2 separate regions of the Homo sapiens genome follow, and region 1 is linked to region 2. A link is an interaction called in ENCODE POLR2A ChIA-PET data of the cell type or tissue named here. Cell type or tissue: OCI-LY7. All regions are shown on one strand. Links, peaks and the distances in the headings refer to the core of each region. The heading gives the core; the rest is flanking DNA. Region 1 has its middle 38 kb from the start of CLINT1. Region 2 has its middle 240 kb from the start of LINC02227.

What was found. ChIA-PET counts read pairs that join two places held together with the same protein. Peaks named below come from ENCODE experiments on the same cell type or tissue, not always from the same donor. Only the 100,000 strongest peaks of a DNase experiment are listed, where the experiment ranks them.
Region 1: POLR2A ChIA-PET joins it to region 2 with 5 read pairs; 2 of 35 experiments call an interaction of 5 or more read pairs at or near these places.

Annotation. Positions count from the first base shown.
Region 1 is chr5:157,895,593-157,898,506 of GRCh38, forward strand. No RefSeq gene overlaps it. Among named protein-coding and RNA genes, the nearest start is that of CLINT1, 38 kb to the left of the region's middle. In OCI-LY7, for the core only: no CTCF peak of the experiment used is centred there; no DNase peak of the experiment used is centred there.
Region 2 is chr5:158,169,692-158,172,605 of GRCh38, forward strand. No RefSeq gene overlaps it. Among named protein-coding and RNA genes, the nearest start is that of LINC02227, 240 kb to the right of the region's middle. In OCI-LY7, for the core only: no CTCF peak of the experiment used is centred there; a DNase peak (open chromatin) is centred at 1,230.

The sequences.
Region 1 (2,914 bases), core at 204-2,703, 270 kb before region 2:
CCCGCCTCGGCCTCCCAAAGTGCTGGGATTACAGGTGTGAGCCACCATACCTGGCCCTTTTTTTTTTGTCCTTGCAATTTGCTTTTTATGGAAAAAGGTCAATTGTCAGCAAGAGTTTTCCAAATTCTGAATTTTGCTGATTGCATTCCCTTTGTGGTGTTTAACATGTTTTTCTCCCCTCTATATTCTCTGTAAACTGGTATTTAGTTCTGAATACTTGATTTGATTCACACTCTTGGTTTTGTTTATTTGTTTGTTTGTTTTGACGGAGTCTCATTCTGTTACCCAGGCTAGAGTGCTGTGGCACAATCTTGGCTCACTGCAACCTCCACCTCCCTAGTTCAAGTGATTCTCCCACCTCAGTCTCCCGAGCAGCTGGAATACCAGCGCCCGCCATTATGCCTGGCTAATTTTTGTATTTTTAGTAGAGACAGGGTTTCACCATGTTGGCCAGGCTGGTCTCGAACTCCTGACCTCATGATCCGCACACCTCAGCCTCCCAAAGTGCTGGGATTACAGGCATGATCCACCGCACCTGGCCTCACATTCTAGTTTTTGACAAGACTATTTTGTGGGTGGTGTTATGGGCTGAATTGTACCCCTGCAAAATTCATATGTTGAGGTTCTATCCCCAGTACCTTGGACTGTGACTGTATTTGAAGATGAGGTTTTTTAAGAGGTAATTTGATTAAAATGTAGTCATTAGGATAGGCCCTACTCCCATATGACTGGTGTCCTTTTCAGAAGAGGAAATCTGGCCACAGACAGTTACAAAGGGAAGGCCACATGAAGACACAGGGAGAAGATGACCGTCTGTAAGCCAAGGGCAGAGGCCTCAGAAGAAATCCACCCTGGCGATGCCTTGATCTTGGACTTTTAGCCTCCAGAACTGGAGAAAATGAATTTCTGTTGTTTAAGCCACCTAGTCTGTGGCACTGTGTTACAGCAGCCCTAGAAACTAGTACAGGTGGTGATGGGAATGTCCATTAGGAGGCACACAGTGTGGGATGTCTCTTTCTATGGTAATATTGGCTGCCATTGATCATTGTGTCCTAGATCCATTATCTCATTTGGAGTTTGCAAAAGTAGTCAGGTTCTAATGCTATTATTATTATTATTTACATTTTTTGAGACAGGGTCTCACTCTGTCACCCAGGCTGGAGTGCAGTGGCGTGATCTCAGCTTACTGCAACCTCCGCCTTCTGGGCTTAAGTGATTCTCCCACCTCAGCCTCTAGGGTAGCTGGAACTACAGGCACATGCCACGGTGCCTGGCTAATTTTTTGTATTTTTAATAGAGATGAGGTTTTGCCATGTTGGCCAGGCAGGTCTCAAACTCCCGGGCTCAAGTGATTGGCCTGCCTCAGCCTCCCAAATTGCTGGGACTACAGGCTCAGCCATTATGCCCGGCTGGTCATGCTCTAATTCTATCATTCCTTTTCATTCCTTTTAGCTGGAATTCTTTTCTAAAGATGACTTTTTTCACTCATCAATTATTTAGAAATTCTGAGAACAAGGATAAATACTTGATTCTGTCTCTTTATTTACAGGTATTCAGAATAATGAGTTGGTTCCCAAGTATCTTTCAAAAGTGAGTAGTTTTGTTTTTTTTTTTTTTTAATGAACTCATGACATTTAATACATTTGACCTGTTTCAATTAATTAGTTATTGCTCTTTTGGATATTCACATTATCCCAGTTTTGGCCACGGGAGCTTTTTCACCATAGCTGCTGAGTCCTTCTGATACAACACAAGTCTTCTTTAATATTGCTTCCTTAGGCCGGGCGGGTGGCTCACGCCTGTAATCCCAGCACTTTGGGAGGCTGAGATGGGCGGATCACCTGAGGTTGGGAGTTCGAGACCAGCCTGACCAACATGGAGAAACCCCGTCTCTAGTAAAAATACAAAATTAGCCGGGCTTGGCGGCACATGCCTGTAATCCCAGCTACTTGGGAGGCTGAGGCGGGAGAATCGCTTGAACCTGGGATGCGGAGGTTTCGGTGAGCCAAGATCTTACCATTGCACTCCAGCCTGGGCAACAAGAGTGAAACTCTGTCTCTCTCTCTCTCTCTCTCTCTCTCCATATATATATATATATATATATATATATATATGTGGCTTCCTTGCTTTTTATTACAACATGATATCCAGGCTCATCTTTATTTTGGGCAGGCCCCAACATTAGTCAATCATTTCTTTTTTTTTTTTTTTCTTGAGACAGATTCTTGCTCTTCCGTGCAGGCTGGAGTACAATGATGCAATGGTGCAATCTCAGCTCACTGCAATCTCCACCTCCCGGGTTCAGGGGATTTTCCTGCCTCAGCCTCCTGAGTAGCTGGGACTACAGGTGCACATCACCACACCTGGCTAATTTTTGTTTTTGTTTTTCTTTTTTGAGATGGAATCTCACTGTGTTGCCCGGGCTGGAGAGCAGTGGCACCATGTTGGCTCACTGCAACCTCTGTTCACTGCAACTTCTGTCTCCCAGGTTCAAGCAATTCTCCTGCCTCAGCCTCCCAAGTAGCTGGGATTACAGGCACCCGCCACCATGCCTAGCTAAGTTTTGCATTTTTGGTAGAGACGGGGTTTCACCATGTTGCCCAGGCTGGTCTCAAACTCCTGACCTCAGGTAGTCCTCCTGCCTCGGCCTCCCAAAGCGCTGGGATTACAGGCGTGAGCCACTGCGCCCAGCCTTAATTTTTGCATTTTTAATGGGGGTTTCACCATGTTGGCCAGGCTGATCTCAAACTACTGACCTCGGGTGATCCGCCCACCTCAGCCTCCCAAAGTGTTGGAATTACAGGTGTGAGCCACCACACCTGGCCGAGTCAATCATTTCTCTAAGGAAATGGTATCTAAATACCACAATCTGGGTATTAGCAGTGCTCATTTCTTTTGGGTTTACTATTACTTC
Region 2 (2,914 bases), core at 146-2,645:
GCTCAGGCAATCTGTCTGCTTCGCCCTCCCAAAGTGCTAGGATTACAGGTGTGAGCCACCGTGCCCAGCTGAGTTATGGATTTCTTGAGCAAGTTATCCCTACTGCTCTTTATCCCATATCATGCCAATGGAATGGAAAGACCAACAGGAATAGTAAAGAAAAACTCAGTCACATTACTGCTTGTGGAGCAATCTCAGTGTGCATATAGGATCCATTTTCTTATTCTTCCATTTGATTCCTTGAAATCCTCATATGCCTTATTAAAGGAAGCCCAGACACTTCCACTACCCCTTAATTACCAAATACCCCAGGGCTTTGCTGAGCCCAAAGGGTGGTCAGTCTTTATTGGACACACACTGAGGAGCCTTGGACCGTGGCCAATCTTCCAGAGGTATAGTTTCTCACTGGCTCACAGTGCAACTGGTAAAGTTTAGTCCTGTACCATTCCTGGGTGAGGCTTCAGCTTAAGTCTTATCATGGTTGCACCAGGATCTTACTCCCTCTTGGCTCACCCTGACTTGTTCATCTGTCTTCTCAAGATGACGTTGTCAACAGCAGCACTGGCTGAGGCCTGGGTTCAAAGTCCACCCCTTCATCAGCCTACAATGTTTAGCCTTCTTCCTCGTCTCTGACTCCTTCCCCTGGGCTGGGGCTGCTTCTTTCTTCAACTCTTACAATGCAGACAGCTTTCTTATATTCCTATCTGAGAACAATTGAGTATTCTCACATCTCTGTTTTGAAGAAAGTTCCCTTTAGTGATTTAACTGTGCCACAGCTAGTAACTTCTCTCATTGAGGAGTAAAAGACTTAGCCCAAGCTCAGCCTCTCATAGGCAGTTCTTGGATAGGCTCCCTGTCTACACAAAGATTTCATACACAAGGCGGTATAATGGGAATATCATACTGCCTTGCCTATGAAGTAAGGCATAAGTTTGGATTTGGAAGGTGCATTAGACCTGTGACCCTGGGGTGTTTATTTAACCCTCTCTGAGCTTTAGTTTCCTTCTCTCTAATATCTTTGTGTATTATCAACCTCCTAGCGTTGTTATGCAGTATATATAAGATGATGCATATAAAGCTGTTGGCAATGTGCCTGGCCTAGAGGTAGCCTTCAATAAATGTGATCTAGAAACAGTAGTAGAAGAGGAAGAAGAAAAAAAAGAGGAAGAGGAAGGTGAAAATTGGACAGGTTGCTAGAATGGAGGAAGCTGTAGAGACCCAGGTGGACAGCTAGCACCCAAAATCACCCTGCTATTCCCCTGTTTTATGCACCAGCACCTTCCATTTCCTCCTTCGTTTAAAAGCAGAGGAAATTGCAGCCAAAGCTTTCCCCCAGCTCCAGGCACATGGATGCCAACCCCCTTCACTGGGAGCTTTTACGTCCCAGCTTTCTCAATAGGTGAAATTCCTTGGATGCCCTGAGCAAACTCTATCTAGCTATGAGGCCTCAGCTATCCCCAGCTTCCAAACACACCCCCTCATTCTCCTTTCTAGGTCCACCCAGGAGCCCCAGACAGCTTCCTTCTCAGCTTCTTATGGCTGGCCTTTCCCCTTTGTGCCTGGAGGCACTGGTGGCTCTGAGCCTTCTTTCCCTTAGCCCTGTTCTGCCAATGCTCTTTGAGGGGAAATAAGAGAACTCTTCCCAGTAAACTTGGGATCTCCAGTGGGGTGTTCTGGATCTGGCCAAGTGATGGCCTCAGGAATTTTGTAAGAGGCGGAGGCCTGTGTTCTGTGATCCAGCTGTTCCTGGTCCAGACAGTGACCCTCTGGGGTATGCTTTAATGAAACTTGGCATTTGAGCTCTTCTTGGCACCCACTGGGCAAGGAAAGAGTGATGTGCTGTGACTCTAATCTCCCAAGTAGAGCATAGAGGAACCCAGAATCCTCTCTGCTTCCTTAGCTGTAGGCAAGCTGGACTCAAGCAGGCACTATACCTACACCCTGTATCCAGTTCTGAGCAGGCATTGTTTGATGCCTCAGTTTCTCATCTGAGCAATGAGGAAATCAGTCCAGCTGTACCCCAAGATAATTAAAAAGTAGCTCCAGCATGTCTAGGGGTGGGGAAGATGACTACCACCCTTGTCCCTCACTGACACATCAATGTGAGCTCTACCACCTACTAGTTGCATTACTTTGAGCAAGTTACCGCTTTTCCAAATAGGTTTCCTCATCTGCAAAATGGCAACAGAATGGTTACTTTGATAAGATAACGCTTGCAAGCCCTTGATACTGTGCCTGGCATGTAGTAAGTGCTGTGTAGCATTTGTTACTGCTATTATTATTTGTTTGAATAGCTCTTTCAATTCCCCAAAGTTTTTTCACACCTCTTATTTAAAACTTCAAGCTTCATGGAACATCTCTGCAGGAAGGCCATCTCATTTAACGTTAAAGAAGTGGAGGCACAGAGAAGTAAGGTGACTTGACTGAGGTGACACAGGAATCCAGGGTCAAATCAGATCTTCTGACTCCTGAAGGTGTTCCCTCCTGGGATCAGGAGTTCCATCTGAGAGTAAATCCAGGGACTTCCTCATCTCCGGGTACAGCCTATATTCAAAGTTCACACAACAGGCTTTGCTCCTCCCTTCATATGTTGATTCCTTGAAGACTTGTGGCAAAATCTTATTCCTTCTTTAAGGTTCAAATATTATGGACTCTGTAAAGAAACTTCTCTTGATCCCCAGGTTGAACTAATCCTTCCTTCCTTGTACTTTGAACAAGTATCTGATTTGGCACTTATTACATAGCTAAATTGGAACTGACCATGAACTCTGTGAAGAACAATATATTTGTACTCCAACCTGTTCAGACTAGGTGCACCCTAATTGTCTGTTGAATTAATAATACCAATAATAGCACGAGTAACTATGATCTTGTTTAACTCTTACAAATATGAGAAAGGTACTGTTATTCTCCC